Regions from separate parts of the Homo sapiens genome. Here region 2 is linked to region 1. Evidence: read pairs that join two places in POLR2A ChIA-PET (ENCODE). Cell type or tissue: B cell. All regions are shown on one strand.

Region 1 (8,000 bases):
TACCATCTTCCATTCACAACCAAATCAGAGCCCAAGGTTAAAAACATAATCTCTCGGTGTCTTCAGGGTGAGAATGAGCTTTAAAGTCCCATATTTCTTGGGTAATTACTCTTATTATTAATGTTATGTGTAGCAGAAAATGAGCATTTTAAATACCGCATTTGTGAACATAGATGTTTTTCAATGAAAAAAAGCTATTTTGTAAGGTTACTCTAATAATGACCAGATATGTATTCTTATGTCACCACATCTGAAATTTGACCAAAACCAACAATTAAAAATATCACCAGAGGTGCTGGGGGAGGGAAAAATGGGAAGTAGTTGTACAATGGGGATAGCATTTCAGCTTCGCAAGGTAAAAAAAGTTCTGGAGATCTGTTGTACAACAGAACTACTGAACTGTATGTTTTAAAATGGTTAAGATGTTAAATTTCATGTTATATGTTTTTTAACACAATTAAAATTTTGTCAATATTTAAAAAATACTATCAAGGGGCAAATTTCCCTGGAACTAGGCAAATGGGCTAGGTGGGGTGAATTATCTACTTGCAAAAGCCAGTTTTAATTTATATGTGGCATTTATAGAGAATGCTGGTAAAGCTGCCAGAGGGGTCAAGGAAAACAAGCAACGAGAAGATGATCAATGCCTTTGTCTCCTTGAATAATTTTGATTTGTGCAGAATGTCAGAAATCACCTCTCAGAAAAACCTCTTATCATGAAAAATATGGCTGGAGAATCTATGAAAAACATTACTCCCTAACAAGGCTTATTGATTCTCAACACCATCATTGCTTAAACATTGACAAGGCCAAGTTTCTAAATGTCAGATATGCAACAAGGACTGCTTGGATGAAAGTACAAGAGAGGGAAAGATGACTTGTTGAGCTTGCACTGAGTGCTTTACACGTGATATTTCATTTAATCTTGTGAGGTAGGTACTGTTAATTCCCATATTTCCAAAAGAGGAAATTGGATCTGGGAGGTTAAGAAACTTGTCCTATTTCACCAAGAGAGAACTGACATCATTAGAAATGGAACTCCAATTTAAAGAGTCTGATTCAGTTCAATCTTAATTTTCAGTCTAATCTTAATTTGTTACACCATTCTGGAAAGTCAAAAGTGAAATTGAAGGAGAGAAGTATAACTAGTTTCTCCTGCCAGCTTTCATACTCTATGATGGTTGTCATACTCTATGACGACTCTCTATGAACCCCGGTCCCCAGGACTCTAAGCCAGCCTTCTTGAGTGACCATCTACCCATCACTGAACTGCATTAGTCATTATCTTATAATCCATCCTTTCAGCAACCAATCATCAATATCCTAATTCTTAGGCACAGAAAAGAATCTAACAGTCTAGTGAGAAAGCTGCCTGTATACAAAGGTACCTGTCACAATGGGAGTATGCCCAAGGTTCCATGTGGGAAAAATTAAAACACCAAAATGGAGGAAGGAGTTAAAGGAGAAGGAATAGATGGGATATAGTACCTACAACCAGGGGCAATGAGAATTACAAGTGTGTTTTCCATCTTCCAAGTCCAAGGCCATATCCGAGGTCCACCTCTGAATTTTGTGAGCAAGATTCATAAAATTTTTTGGAAATTAAGCAGTACTTAGCATTTTAATTTTTGCCATATTAGTATCTGACACTGACCAAATGACAGACCAAGAATATTTCTTATTCTGTTATTGAGGACTAAATAGGGTTCTTACTTAGAAATCAGGTTGTTGAGGGGTGGGGAGGTGGTGGCTGGTAACAGGGAGATGGGAGCATAAGACTCTATTATTTGTGAAAATCCAAATTTCTTAAGTAATCTTTGTTGGATATAAACTGACAATGTGACCTTTCCCCTATGCATACTGTAAATGTATAACATGGTAGACAACTAAAGCTTCATTCTTTTGTCTTCTTTCATTATTCTTTCATGAATTGGAAATACATCTTCCAATTTTGTATCATGTTTCATATATAAAACATGACAAACCTTGTAATATATAACCTATATAATATATAACCTTGGAATATATAACCTATATTTTATATAATATTATAATATAAAATAGATATCACATAATTTTCCTACCAACTTAATTAGGCCTCCCAAAAGGATTACCTTAAATACACCAAAATGTGATTTGTTGATCATACTTGGGAGAACAGTTTTAAAACTCCCCGTATTGCCTTGGGCTTTCTTTGGATTTCTTGGGTCTGATTTTCACAATAAGTTACAATAGATATGCTGATGGGGGCCCGTGGAATAGGGAGCATCACTGGACAGATCCAGGCTAAGGAAAGCTTGCATTGCAAGTGGGTGATGCTGAACAACTCTCAGGGGGAAAAACAAGAAGAAAGCTAGAGAGGTTCACCAACTATAATTAGCTCCATTAAATCCCTTTAACTGAATTTCTAACATGCTGTTTAAAGAATGGAAACATTTATGGGAAAAGGTAGCACACCCCTTTTTGGTCACTGTTATTGGATGTAAAAAGCAAACTACATTTACAGGTCCCATGGCTATCAAATCTATTTTCTCAAAACAAAGTTTTCTTAGCATTGTTTGTTATCCAGGAAATTTCACAGCTTTAAGGGACCCAGACTTCAAAGTCAAGGAAGTGAATTTGGGGCATGGAAGACTGGGGGCACCGAGTGAAATTACCCATCAGCATTAAAAAATTACTAGATTTTTTTTTCTGGTCATTTGTTGACCGCAGAGTCAGAATAGCTACATATAATTTTGAAAGCATGCATGTATCTTTTTAAAGACGCATAGATATATTCATTCGCTTTATCATTTCATAAAAAATCTGGCCGATCAGACGAATACTGTTTATCAGTTGTTGATGGAAAGAACCTTCCTTTGCTAAACATTGTGTAGGAACAGCAGCATGACCCTTGGGTCATGGGATAACACTTGTGCACTCATGCTCACAGGGGCCTTTTTTTGTAAGTGGCACCTGCTGTGAGGCTCTCCTTATAAATACTGACTGCCTGCAGCAAATCACATATGTTTTAGGCACTAGAAAAACCGACAGGAAGTAATCACTAAACGAAAGACAGAAACAGTAAGGGGTATGTGGGGGGAGGGGGAGAAAAAAAGCCTCCAGTAACTGTTTGGGGGATGTTTGGAGGAATTAATTTAAAGTGTAGAGTATAAGTAGCCTTGCTGTGCTGCTCAATTTGGCCCAGACCTCAGCTCAGCTTAGCTGAGAAGGCACAGGGCATCTAAGGAGGATGGGACGTCGTTACCTAATATGAGTGGGGGCATCAGGCTGGAAAATCCCTTTCATTAGTTTTGGTAGTTTGAAGTCCTTAACAATTTTAGTTGTTCTTGTTATTTTGTGGCATTTGGGTTTTTCCATTGAACACCTTCCCCATGATTTTAAGTGTGAAAATAAATGCTTTTATTGTGGTGCAAACCTTCCTTATTAGCCAAAGACCACTTCCCTTTATGCTTCCAGGGGACTGCCCCCACCACCTGGTGTACTGAACGTTGGATGTTAAAAAAAAATCATGCTTGAGTTTATCTTGTTTTTACACCAGTTTATTTTGAGTGTATTTCAAAGCCATATAATAACATTATTTTATAGACTTCCAATTAAGTGCTAACAAAGAAAATATTTGTCTACTCTCCATTCCCCCAACAATTTCTGGACCTCATTTCAAAGAGATGCATGTTACCTGAATGTTAATTGCTTTTTTTTTTTCCCAGAGAAACCAAAGCATGTTGTTTGTTTTCAGAGGAGTATTTATATTTAATATGTTTACATTGAAGTCACATTTGCTCTCTTCCTTAAATGACTTCTCTAATAACTATTTTTAGCTTACAATCACATTAACAATCTGCCCCTAAAGAATTCCTCAGTCTTATTTTTTATAATTTTTATTTTAATATTTGACAGTTTCTTTGTAAAAAGGAAAGAGCATTTGAAATAATATTGGGTATTTTGCCAAGTCTGTCAAAGGAGTAACACTTCCACTTTCTCAGCTCCGTCTCATTAAAATTGTATTCTAATTCTGTCTTAACTTGGTCTCGGTGCTTCATAAGTCATTGCCTGCTCATTACTTGTAGTGTGGGAGATGAAATTTATTCAAACCTAATAGCTGAGATAAAGAATGGAAAGGCAGGCAGCTGGCAGAAATGAAATTAGCCTATTTTAGTACTTTTCCGGCTGGATTTTTGCACAGCCACCAGTTATGCCATGTGTCAGTTTGCATTTGTGACACTATCTATGTTTAGTTTATAGATTTCCGTTAGTATGATACTCTTAAAATGAAAATACAGGAGATTCTCCCCTTCCCCCCCCCACCCCGCCTTTTTTTTTTTTTTTTTTTTTTTTGTCTTTGGCATTGAAATGTCACTGAGTATCTGAGTTGATAAACGGGAAAACATGATTTTCTATAGTTTTCTATAATTATAGAATCATTAAAATTGCCCAAGAAAGATTAATTGTTTCATTGTGTTACAATTCATATTGGTATGTCTTACAGAAAAGAACATTAATGACAGAGAGTAAATGTTATACCCTCAGCATGGTTTGAGGGGAAATGGATTTAGAATGTAATGTGACTTACAAGCAATTTCAGGTAGAATACAGGAGGGAGCTACGCTTCTAACCTAAACACTCCATCTCCAGCTTTAAATGTCAAAAGAATACACTGTGGAATTCCTAATTCTGAATATAGAGGAGTATTTGAAGAACATTGTCTAAAAGCATTGTACTTTTCCATTATAAATTGAGTTGTTAAGGAATTATATGGTCTAATTACTAAACTTGGTATTTTTGACTACTTTGATTATGAACATACATTGTCATTAGCTAGATAATTAAATTGACTGCAATAACAAGTCATAATTTAGAAATATGTTTGAAATTACTTTCTATATGAAAGCAAAGTCTTTGTTGATCTATGTATGTGATTAATGTCAAGTGTCACGAGTTAGCTGAGAGATTTCAGTGTAAAAATATGTGCATTTATATAAAAGAAAGAAGTTCATTTATACTCTAATTCTTAAAGTAAACAATGGAGCTTGATATGTGCCTAAATGTAAGTACTGATGGATTTTTTTCTGCTTACTCAAAGAAAATATAGGAAGAAAAATACTTTTCTTAGAAATGTGATGGTTATGTTTAGGTTAGGTTTAACCATTTATGCATACAGTGCAATGTTTACACTCAACCTAGAAACTTTACAAATAATATACTTAGATTTAAATTTAAATAGATAGAACCAGTCAAAGTATTACGTAAGATATGTGGACATTTCTGTCAAACCCACTGTAGTACGAAATTACAAAATATTTTATGTGACCAATAAATTGTGCAGATAAGCAGCGGACCACAGTCATAAACAAACTTGTCTTTGTTGTAGGTATTCTCTGGTAACAGTAGCTGGATTAGAAAGGTGACCTTCTTGAGAGCATTTAGCATGGTGGATTTTTATTTGCTTTTTATGTCTTTAGCATTGTGAAATTTTGTTCGCGGTTTTTGTAAACCATCTAGCAGAAGAGTAGGTCAAGTTATAATCTAGGACTAAACTAGAAATCAATAGACCATACAAGGCTAAGCCCTGGTATGATTTAATAAATTCGGTCCAATGAATTATGTAATAAATAAACTATGCAGTGTGTTTGTTTGTGTGTGTGTGTGTGTGTGTGTAACGTAAGTAAATGTCAAATACCAAACTGATGTGGATGTAAACAATTATATATAGGGTTTGTTCCTAAATATGTATTTCTGGATTTCCAGATATACAGCAATCATATGCTATAACTAATATACCCAGATCCATTCGAACTCCATCTGTATCCTTTCTCTTCCCCATCTTCGCCACTCCAGGCACTCGGAATGCACACATATCCCAGTCCTATTGCTTATATAGCCTCTATCAAGCAAATAAAACATAACAGTAATGTGAAAACTGATTTGTTACTCAACTAGAATATTTTTGATGCCAAGCTTGGGTCTACATCAATTTCAAATTTGCAATTTGGGACTCAGAAATTGACAGACTAATGGGCTCTGTCAAGAAACATACTAAAGAAATGTAGCATATGTTCCTACAAAAGACTTTGATCTATATTCTCATTAACAAAACATTTTTCCTTTTTTCAGGCTATGAGAATCTGGTTGCCAATTATACTTAAATTATTATGTTTGGCCCCTTGATTCTTTTATCAACTGGATGTCTTCATAGAAATAACAGCTGCATGAGCAGCACTTTTTCAAAGCAACAAGGAAAGAATCTATTCCCACCCCAGAGTCCCACATTAGCCAGTTCCTTCTCACCAGAGAGGAACAAAAAATATCTACAGAGGCAATGAATAAGAGAGGAAAGGGCTATTATAGATCTATTGTTAGTATAATTCCCTGCTGTGGCCACTGGTCCTTGAGGTTGTGTTCTTTGCTAGGGACTACTGGTTGTATCTGTCCTTTATGGCTGGTGGTAGTGGTTCAAATCTATTTAGCACTAATGGCTGCGGCAGTCAGTGTCAAGAAATTTGGTTGATGACTCAGATTTTGAACTTACCCTCTTCTCTCTTGACATTCTGAGTTCTTCATATTTCAACAATAGTTGCATACCTTCTCATGAATGCCAGCCACATTAAGGCATTTGTGGTATCAGATCTCAAATCTCAGATCTGTGGTATCAGAGAAAGCAGAAGTTTCATTGGACTATTACCACATTATTCTTATGAATAGGCATACCCACACCCCCTCCCATTAGCTTTAATGCATACAGCATAAAACATTATGTATCTGCTTCTCATCACTCTCTGGATCTTCAAAAACTGTTTGCCCTTCTAAATATTTTTTCTTGTCCACTTTTTTTACTTTTATATTTCATTTTCTTTGGATATGATTTTATCTTTCTTTAACTAATTCCAATGTTTGAATCAACTATTGCAATCATAAAAAGTGCCCTAAATCTAAAGATTTTCATGCTCTGAGAGTCCTGATTCAGCATCAGACCTACTAACTGGCCTCTGTCTGTGAAACCTGAAAGGATCTCAAAGAAGTAACTGATTTCTAATCAACAAATACATACCCTCTTCAAAGGCAACATCTCCTCCCAGCTTTTAGAATTTAACATCCAGTATCCTCCCACATTTTTACTCAACCTGGCCTTCCAATCTATTTCTTCTATGTCTCCTTTACCAACATGCCTTTATACTTCCAATATATTAGTTCACTTAGTCATCACAGATGAGCAAACCAACTCAAAAACATCAAGCACCTAGCTCTAAAATGACTTCACCAAAGATACACTTTGACAAAATAGGTCACATTCAAGCATAAGGTATATTTCCAAATTTGTTAAAAAACAAATTTCCAAAAAGATAAAATCATGACTCTCATACAAATATAAAATAAACACATGTCAAAGATTGTATTTAGCTCATTGAGAGAACTGATAAGCGATTGCTAGTTCAAAGGAAAATCCACAGAACAGACACATATATAGATGAAGAATAGTGAAATAAATTCACAAATGTGTAAAAAACTGGTTTCTTCGACAATGGGGAAGACAAGTTGAATCTTCACAAGACAGAATTGATTTGCATGTTGAAGAAAAACATCATTTGCATTACTACCAGTTTTCTACAAATTACTTTTAACTTTACACCGTTGTAAAATGACACATATCCTATAAAGGACCAAGTAATCCTGGAGGTTCCAGCATTTGTTGGAGACAGAAACAAGATTTGTTTGATTCTCTTTGATTCAACAAATGAATGAATAAACACCCTTGATTATTGTATTTAGGATTAATTATTCATTCATTCAACACATACTGTTTCTTACTTACTATACCAGTCCATGTTCTAGGTGGGGGAGACAGTACGGTTAATAAAACAGAAATATTTTTGTCTTATATCCTAACGGGGAAAAATAGAACATAAGTAAATAAATAAATTATAAATATATATTAAATGGTATTAGTGCTATGGAGGAAAATAAAGCAAAACAAGGTAGATAGAATGGGGATAATACAGGGA
Region 2 (8,000 bases), 130 kb before region 1:
GTTGCTTGGTTTTTAAAGTGTGGCAAGATGAAATTCTCAAGTAATTGCACAGTGTTTCCTTCAGGCATTCCTTTCCTTTCTGGTTTCTTGCTTTCTGAACTCATAGCAGAGGCAGTGGCCTTGAGTATCAAAGATCAAGCTCATTAAGATATCATTTTGTCCAAACATGTGCCTTTGCACATCAAGATTAGGCACCTAAGGGACTCACAGAACAAGAGTCAGGCCATAAACGACTTGAGAGAATGTAAGATGACATGAGTACAGTGTTCTAACCTGAACAGATATAAACATTCAGCCAGCTGTGAAGGGAATACTCAGAGGGCAGGCCTGGGGATCAGAAGCTGGGAGCCTAGATCTCTGCTGCTCTCTCCCCAAAGTTGAGCCCCAGAACAAAGGGTTCCATAAAGAACCAAAAGAGGTTTGGGGGTGGCCACCAGAGAACAGACTTGTATCTTGCTTCTCGGGTGAGATTTAAGATGGTGGTGACACCCACTCAAAAGCCCCCATTTCAACATCATGCTGGCCTTCAGAGAGGAGACAAGGTGGGAACCTAATTAGGCATAGCTCATAAATGCTTCCAATGACACAAAGATATGACAGTAATAGAGGAGACAGCATATTTAGACATACATACAGCTACAAAGATATAGAGATATTCGAATCAAAAAGGAAAAAAAAAAGAGAGGGCCTAAGAAAGTAGCCACTCACCCTGAATTGTTCACCCACCTAGTGGGCAGTAAGAGAGTGTCTCTTCTTTTCCTCAGTTTCCAAGAAGAACAAGGAATTAGCTGAGCAGTTGGTGGACCTGACATGAACACATTCATAGTCAAGACAAGCAGTACATGAAAGGAATTTCACGGTCCAGTGACTAGAGAAGAATGGTAACCATGGACAGATCAGCTGTAGACATAACAGGGATACATGATCTAAGAGCAAAGAAATGTTTGCATATCAGTGGAAACCATTGGGATTGGACGCCAATGACGTGAACCACATGTCCCTTCCCCAGTGTCATATAACCATCCTGGAACCAAAGCAAAGGGAGGCAGAAGGTATCCATGAGGGTATCTTGAATAGATAAATATTTTCCCAAAAGGAACTAACAAAAAACAGAAAGTGACATGCTTCATGTTGTTTTATTTTTTTTATTTTTATTTTTTTGCCATGAGAGGGTATGGGGCCAAAAGGCAACTTTAGTGCACCTATAGAGAAACTTTTCTATCATATTTTTGCATGCCTGAGTCACACAATTTATGAAATATGCCCTACCATAATAGCAGTACTTTGGTTGGACACAGGTGGAATTTATGTATTTCCAACCCATGTGGCTACCCTCTTGTAGATATATAAAGGATATACCATGTGTGTACACTTCAAGAGAAAAAAAAAAGGTGCTCTCATTTCTTACCATTTTAACGGAAAACTTTTAACTTAAAATGCTCACCCATGTCCATATTTACATATTTAAACATGCCATGTGAAAACATTTGAAAAGTATTATTTTTATTCCTCCTCCAAATTAGAAATATTATGAGGAATCTATTATTTCTTGCTACAGTACCATTTAAAGAGCTATAATTTCCAACTAACTCTACCATAGTAGTGACTGGATACTCATGCTGGGTAAATCAGACCATATAATTAGTGTGATATTAAATTATTATAAAAGTATATATGTGGTTATCTTGTTACATATCTGTCCTTGCATTATGTAGTTACTAGGTTATACACATGTGTAATCCCATTGTGTAATGTATATAGCATCAATATGTTTCAGATGCATGGAATCAAATAGTCCCAGCATTTAAAACTTGGAACAACTCTAGAAATGATCCAGCTCAACAATATCCTTACACAAATGATTGAGCTGAAGCCAAGAGAAGTTAAATAATCTACACAGTCACATTGTCTCCATTAATGCTGCAGCTAAAATGAGACCCCTGGAATAGCACTGCTCTGATAACTTTAATTAATTTCAAGGTTAATATGCTTCATAAATTGGTATATCAGTTAAGACACCTTAAGCAGCAAATAACTAAAAATGCAATTGAAAATGGTTAAATGATAAGGAAAATGTATTATCTTGAATAACAGGGAGCATGAAGGTATAGTAATTCCAGGGTTAGTTAACTCTATGGTTCAATCACATCATCAAAGGCCTGGATTTCTTTCCATCTTTCTGTTCTCTCATCCTCAGGCTGTCCTTAGATGACTCCCCTTATGGTCATGGGACAACTGCAGCAGTACGTACAGGCACCTCAAGAGCTAGCACAAAAAGAAGGCAACTCTAAGTGTTGCTTTACGAGAACAAAGGCTGTTTCCTGGAAGTACATCCAGAAGACTCACCTGAGTTTCTTGTTGACCAGAGCTACATCCGGTGCTCATGGAACAGGACACCCATAAGAGGCTTAATCAGGACATTAGACAAAGAAATGTGTCCAGCTTCCCCTAAAGTATATGGCCACTCTTAGAAATGTGGATACCTGCAGGAATTAAGAGTCAAGGATGAAAGGGAAAGAAGAAGAAATAATTGGAAAGCAACCAGTAGTGCCTGTCACAGCTGGAGCATGTTCCTAGGTGTAAATCAAATTTGGCTCTCAACAGTACAGAGGAGTATTCCCATGATCAAACTGAAAATCCTTAATAAAGCAAAGAACTATTTCATTAATCATGTGTCCTTAATATAAACCCAGATCATCATATATAAGATTTATTTAAAAAGCACAACTAAAAAAGCACAATTTATTCAGTTGGTTACAATCTACATCAAAGTAACAAACTTTGGGAATTTTTCCTCTAAATTATCCCTTGGCAATTAACAACCTTATTAATTAGAAACTGTTAACACTCCACAGATGAGAAAATTTAGGCTCAGATAAACTGACATTTGTGATTCTCAAAGTATGGTCTCTGGATCAACAGTATTAACACCATCTGGAAACATTAAAAATGCAAATTTGGGGCTCTATCTCAGACCCACTTAATCACAATCTTTGAGAACAGCGCCTTGTAATCCATGGTTCAGCAAGCCTTCCAGGTGATTCTAATACACTAACAAGTTTAAGAACCACTGCCCCAAGTAGCAATTGGATTTGAACACAGGTTGTCTCATTTCCACAGCCTGTTCATTTAATCAGTTTGCTAAACTGCCTCCCAGTAAACACAGAGAAGCCTAAATAAAACAAATTAAGAGAGAATGTATTATACTTCTCTCCATCATAAAAAAGAAAAATAATGGACTGGGTAGAAAATCAGACTAAAGTAGAAAAAAACAGTACCATTTTCTGTATCCATATTTCACTATTGATCCTATTCGTTGCCATCATAAACATGATCCATGTTAATTATTAAGAAAGGGGTAAATAGTAATAACCTGGCCACCCTATGACCTGATTGCTCTGGCCTTACTCTAGGGTGTCAAGCTGAGAGGTGTGGAGGGTAGAATTCTTAAGCAAACTAGACCCTTCAATTAACGGAAGAACTTCTTTTGATAATTTTATATTTAAATGATCTGATGCAGAATTAGATGAAAGTAATGAATCATGAGACAGCCGTGGGTTACTTGAATAGATATTTTTATAATAATTACAGGCATACACAACACCAAATTCTTGAAATTATATTGCCTTGTGTTACAAAGAGCTCATTCTTCCTATAATGGCATCTTGATAGAATGTGGGTGGGCTGAATAGTTCCCAGGGCATTAGCAAAGCAATGACATAAAGTCATTGTTTTATTTTCTGTAGCTCCTCTGGATAGCTTGAAGGAAATTATGTGACTACTCTACAAATGATGGGTAACTGTGAATTCCAGAGAAATTAGTCAAGGGATCGCATGACATCATAAACTAAGAAAGGACAGAGTTTGAGTCCCATTTCATGCAATCAGGACCCTGCAGTCTATTTTCTTTATACTTTGCAGATGTCTCCTCTGTGAGCTATATAATTATTTTGGCTAAAGTTGTACTCTTCTTACTTTTTCATCCTTTCCATTTTCACGCTGAAATTATGAGAAGTAAACACTCTTTTTAATACTTAATATTACATAGAACAACAGCAAATTGAGAGTTTAGGTGTATACATAACCAACCATTTAGGTTTTATTTAATTGCACATTATCTGCTTATCTGAAAACCAAACTGATATCTATTCAGTGTGATTAGCAACACCCTGGACATGTGAGCTCCACATACACAAGTGACTCTGAGTAAACTACAAAATGCCTTTAAGCCCCACTTAACCCAGTAACTGACTCACAGATAGTAACCAATGTGTGTGTATTATGGTTTTTGTTCTTTTCTCATTGCTCATTGTCATGGTAAAAATAATTTGAAAAATATACAGTTGGCATGCATTTTAAAAAGTTTTTGGACAAATATTCTCTGAGAAGTTCTGTCACTTTTAGAACATTTTTAGAAGAGTCTGACTTTTAACAAAAATGATAAGTGTCAGAGCAAAACTTGTATATTAATCACCATATACTCAAGAATGAGTATAGTATATAATGTTTAAAAAAATGTGAACAACTAAATTAGCTTATCTGAAATTAATTGCTTTTGAGGAACTGTACTAGAATACTCTTTTATGTTTTAAATATAGAATCACAGATTTTCTTTATAGTTGTAGATCTAGATGTTTCTTTTTGCCAATTTTTTTTTTTTTTTTTTTTTTTTTTGGAGACAGAGTTTCACTCTTGTCGCCCAGGCTGGAGTACAATGGCACGATCTCAGCTCTCTGCAACCTCCGCCTCCCAGGCTCAAGAGATTCTACTGCCTCAGCCTCCCGAGTAGCTGGGATTACAGGCATGGGCCACCACGGAAGGCTAATATTCTATTTTTAGTAGAGATGGGGTTTCACCATGTTGGCCAGACTCCTGACCTCAGGTGATCCACCTGCCTCAGCCTCCCAAAGTGCTGGGATTACAGGTGTGAGCCACAGTGCCCAGCTTGCCAAATGTTTTCTAAGCAAGATATGTTAATTGCTTTTTTTTTTTTTTTTGAGACGGAATCTCGCTCTGTCACCAGGCTGGAATGCAGTGGCGCAATCTTGGCTAACTGCAACCTCTGCCTCCCAGGTTCAAGTGATTCCCCTGCCTCAGCCTCCCAAGTAACTGGAACTACAGGTGTGCACCACCACGCCCAGCTAATTTTTTGTATTTTAGTAGAGATGGGGTTTCACCATGTTGGCCAGGATTGTCTCAATCTCCTGACCTCGTGATCTGCCTCGGCCTCCCAAAATGCTGGGATTACAGGCGTGAGCCACTGCGCTCGGCCTGCTTTTTTAAATTGTAGCATTTTGCAACATTTTTTTATTTTATGAAGACCTGAAATGGAAAACACTCCAAAGATAACATTGACATTACAAGTGCATTTTTAACCGGCATACTGGCTAACTCTAGATATGCCTTGTATGCCTAGACCTACACAGCTGGTTGTTTAGAATTAGGCTGAGATTGTAGGTTCTACTTTATATCCCTAATTACTTCTCTCCCCCCAGATTGGCAAACTCATTTAGTCTAAAATGTCACCTTGGCAATGAATGAGGTGGGAGGGTTTGAAAAGCTCCGTGGTCACAGCCAAAATGCTGCCTCCAAGAGTTTGTACTTTTTCAATCACTCGGGATTTTTATACTGTGCATTTTAGGGCAGGACATTTTAAAAACAAAACCAGGTTGTTTTCTTTTCTCAGGATTACATGAGGGGTATTATAAATACTTAACCTTGGTAACTGTGGGTTCTCAACCAATGTGCCAAGGATTCGTTTTAGGCTGAAATGATTTTGTGAAGTATCATCACAGGACAATGACGAATATTAATCACCTCTAGTTAAAATAAAGAATGCCATGAAATTAACTGTGATATTTAAGCTTAACTTCTTTAAAAACTTTTCTAGATATTCACTGGAATTTATCAGAATGAATCAAATAAATTCAACAAACTCAACAAGATTGATGTGATGGTTAATTTTCTGGGTCGACTTGAACAGCCATGGGGCACGCAGATATTTGGTGAAACATTATTTCTGGGTATGTCTGTGACTGTGTTTCTAGATGAGCATTTGAGTCTGTGAGTACAGCAGACTGCCCTCCCTAATGCGGGTGGGTATGAATCGAACAAAAAGGCAGAGAAAGACACAATTTGTTTTCACTACCTGACTGTTTGAGCTGGAACATCAGTCTTTTCCTGCCCTTGGACTGGATTTACACCATCAGCACTCCTGGTTCCCAGGTCTTCGGATCTGGACAGTGTTTATGCCATCAGCACTCTTGGTTCCCAGGCCTTTGGATTTGGACAGGGCTTACACCATCAGCACTCCTGGTTCCCAGGCCTTTGGATTTGAACAGGGTTTATACCATCAGCACTCCTGGTTCCCAGGCCTTCGGATTTGGACAGGGTTTATACCATCAGCACTCCTGATTCCCAGGCCTTAGGATTTGGACGGGGTTTATACCATCAGCACTCCTGGTTCCCACGCCTTAGGATTTGGACACGGTTTACACCATCAGCACTCCTTGTTCCCAGGTCTTTGGATTTGGACAGAGCTTACACCATCAGCACTCCTGGTTCTCAGGCCTTTGGATCTGGAGAGGGTTTACACCATCAGCACTCCTGGTTCCCAGGTCTTTGGATTTGGACAGAGCTTACACCATCAGCACTCCTGGTTCCCACGCCTTAGGATTTGGACACGGTTTACACCATCAGCACTCCTCGTTCCCAGGTCTTTGGATTTGGACAGAGCTTACACCATCAGCACTCCTGGTTCTCAGGCCTTTGGATCTGGAGAGGGTTTACACCATCAGCACTCCTGGTTCCCAGGTTTTCCTGGGTCCCCATCTTGCAGACAGCAGAGTTTGGGACTTCTCAGCCTCCATAATTATGTGAGCCAGTTACTTATAATAAGGTCTACTTATTATATCTAATAGTTCCAACTTTTAACTTCATAGTTAACTAATAAGTAGTTCACTTTCATTTTAATTAATGCACTTTTTCCTAATACAAAAAAAGTATACTTTTTTCTTAATACAAAAAGCAGAAAGTAAAAACTCATAATCCCACCGTCTGGAGGTAACATTTATTAACATGTTGTTTTTATACTAACACCGATACATATACATCTTTAATGGAAACAATCTTACATAGATGCTGGTTTTAGACGTTTATCAATGCCTTTTTTGTAAACTTTTTATTGAAGTATTGACATACATACAAAAAAGTGTACAATTCGAAGTAAACATACCCATGTATATTTCAAGAAACAGAACACTGCCAGTATCCATGAAGCCCTGGCAGGCCTACTCTCCGTTACTACCCTCCCCCAAGAGTAGTCCTCAACCAAATATGTAACATCATAAATTTCCTTTGTGTGTTTCAGACTTTTGTACAGTTGGAATCGTGCACTGTGTATTCTTACATACCTCACTTTTTTCTTTGCTCGATATTTTGTTTGTGAGTTTATCTAGTTGCTGTGTGAGGTTGCAGTTGATTTCTTTCTATTACGGTATAGAATTCCATTGTTGTACCTACTGTTTTTAACTGACGGTTTACCTAATTACAGTATTTCTATGGAAATACATATTCAACAAGCATTTTTCAGGTACCTATTATTTTCCTCATTCTGTACTACATATTCTAAATGAATATTACTCATTCACTCTAAATATCTAGTACACAATATTATCTTAAATCTCTGTAATACTTTTTTCACTATATAAATGAACCATTCACTTTGTTTTTAATGATCCTTAAATGTGGTAAAGAAAAAAAATGTTGTGCTTCCATATTTAGAATTGTAGAAAGGAATTTGTGGTTCAGTGAAAAAACTACATTGTCTAGACCCTAAAGGATACCCCACAGGGCTATCTGATCGAGATTCCACAGACATGATTTTACAACTCTATAAATTGTAAGAAACTTACAGCAAAAAAAAAAAATCTAATCTATAGACGTGCAAATTCTGTCCTACTGGAGATAAACAAATAACTTCTCTCTCCATATACATATAT

What was found. Peaks named below come from ENCODE experiments on the same cell type or tissue, not always from the same donor. Only the 100,000 strongest peaks of a DNase experiment are listed, where the experiment ranks them.
Region 2: POLR2A ChIA-PET joins it to region 1 with 17 read pairs; 2 of 35 experiments call an interaction of 5 or more read pairs at or near these places.

The regions. Positions count from the first base shown.
Region 1 is chr5:125,001,543-125,009,542 of GRCh38, reverse strand. No RefSeq gene overlaps it. Among named protein-coding and RNA genes, the nearest start is that of ZNF608, 260 kb to the right of the region's middle. RefSeq lists a silencer at 2,922-2,971 and an enhancer at 5,936-6,694. In B cell, no CTCF peak of the experiment used is centred here; DNase peaks (open chromatin) are centred at 3,072, 3,222, 4,032 and 6,611; H3K4me3 peaks cover 1,264 bases; H3K27ac peaks cover 2,078 bases.
Region 2 is chr5:125,130,621-125,138,620 of GRCh38, reverse strand. The region is part of intron 2 of LOC101927421 (a long non-coding RNA gene); the gene reads right to left. Among named protein-coding and RNA genes, the nearest start is that of LINC02240, 360 kb to the left of the region's middle. In B cell, no CTCF peak of the experiment used is centred here; no DNase peak of the experiment used is centred here.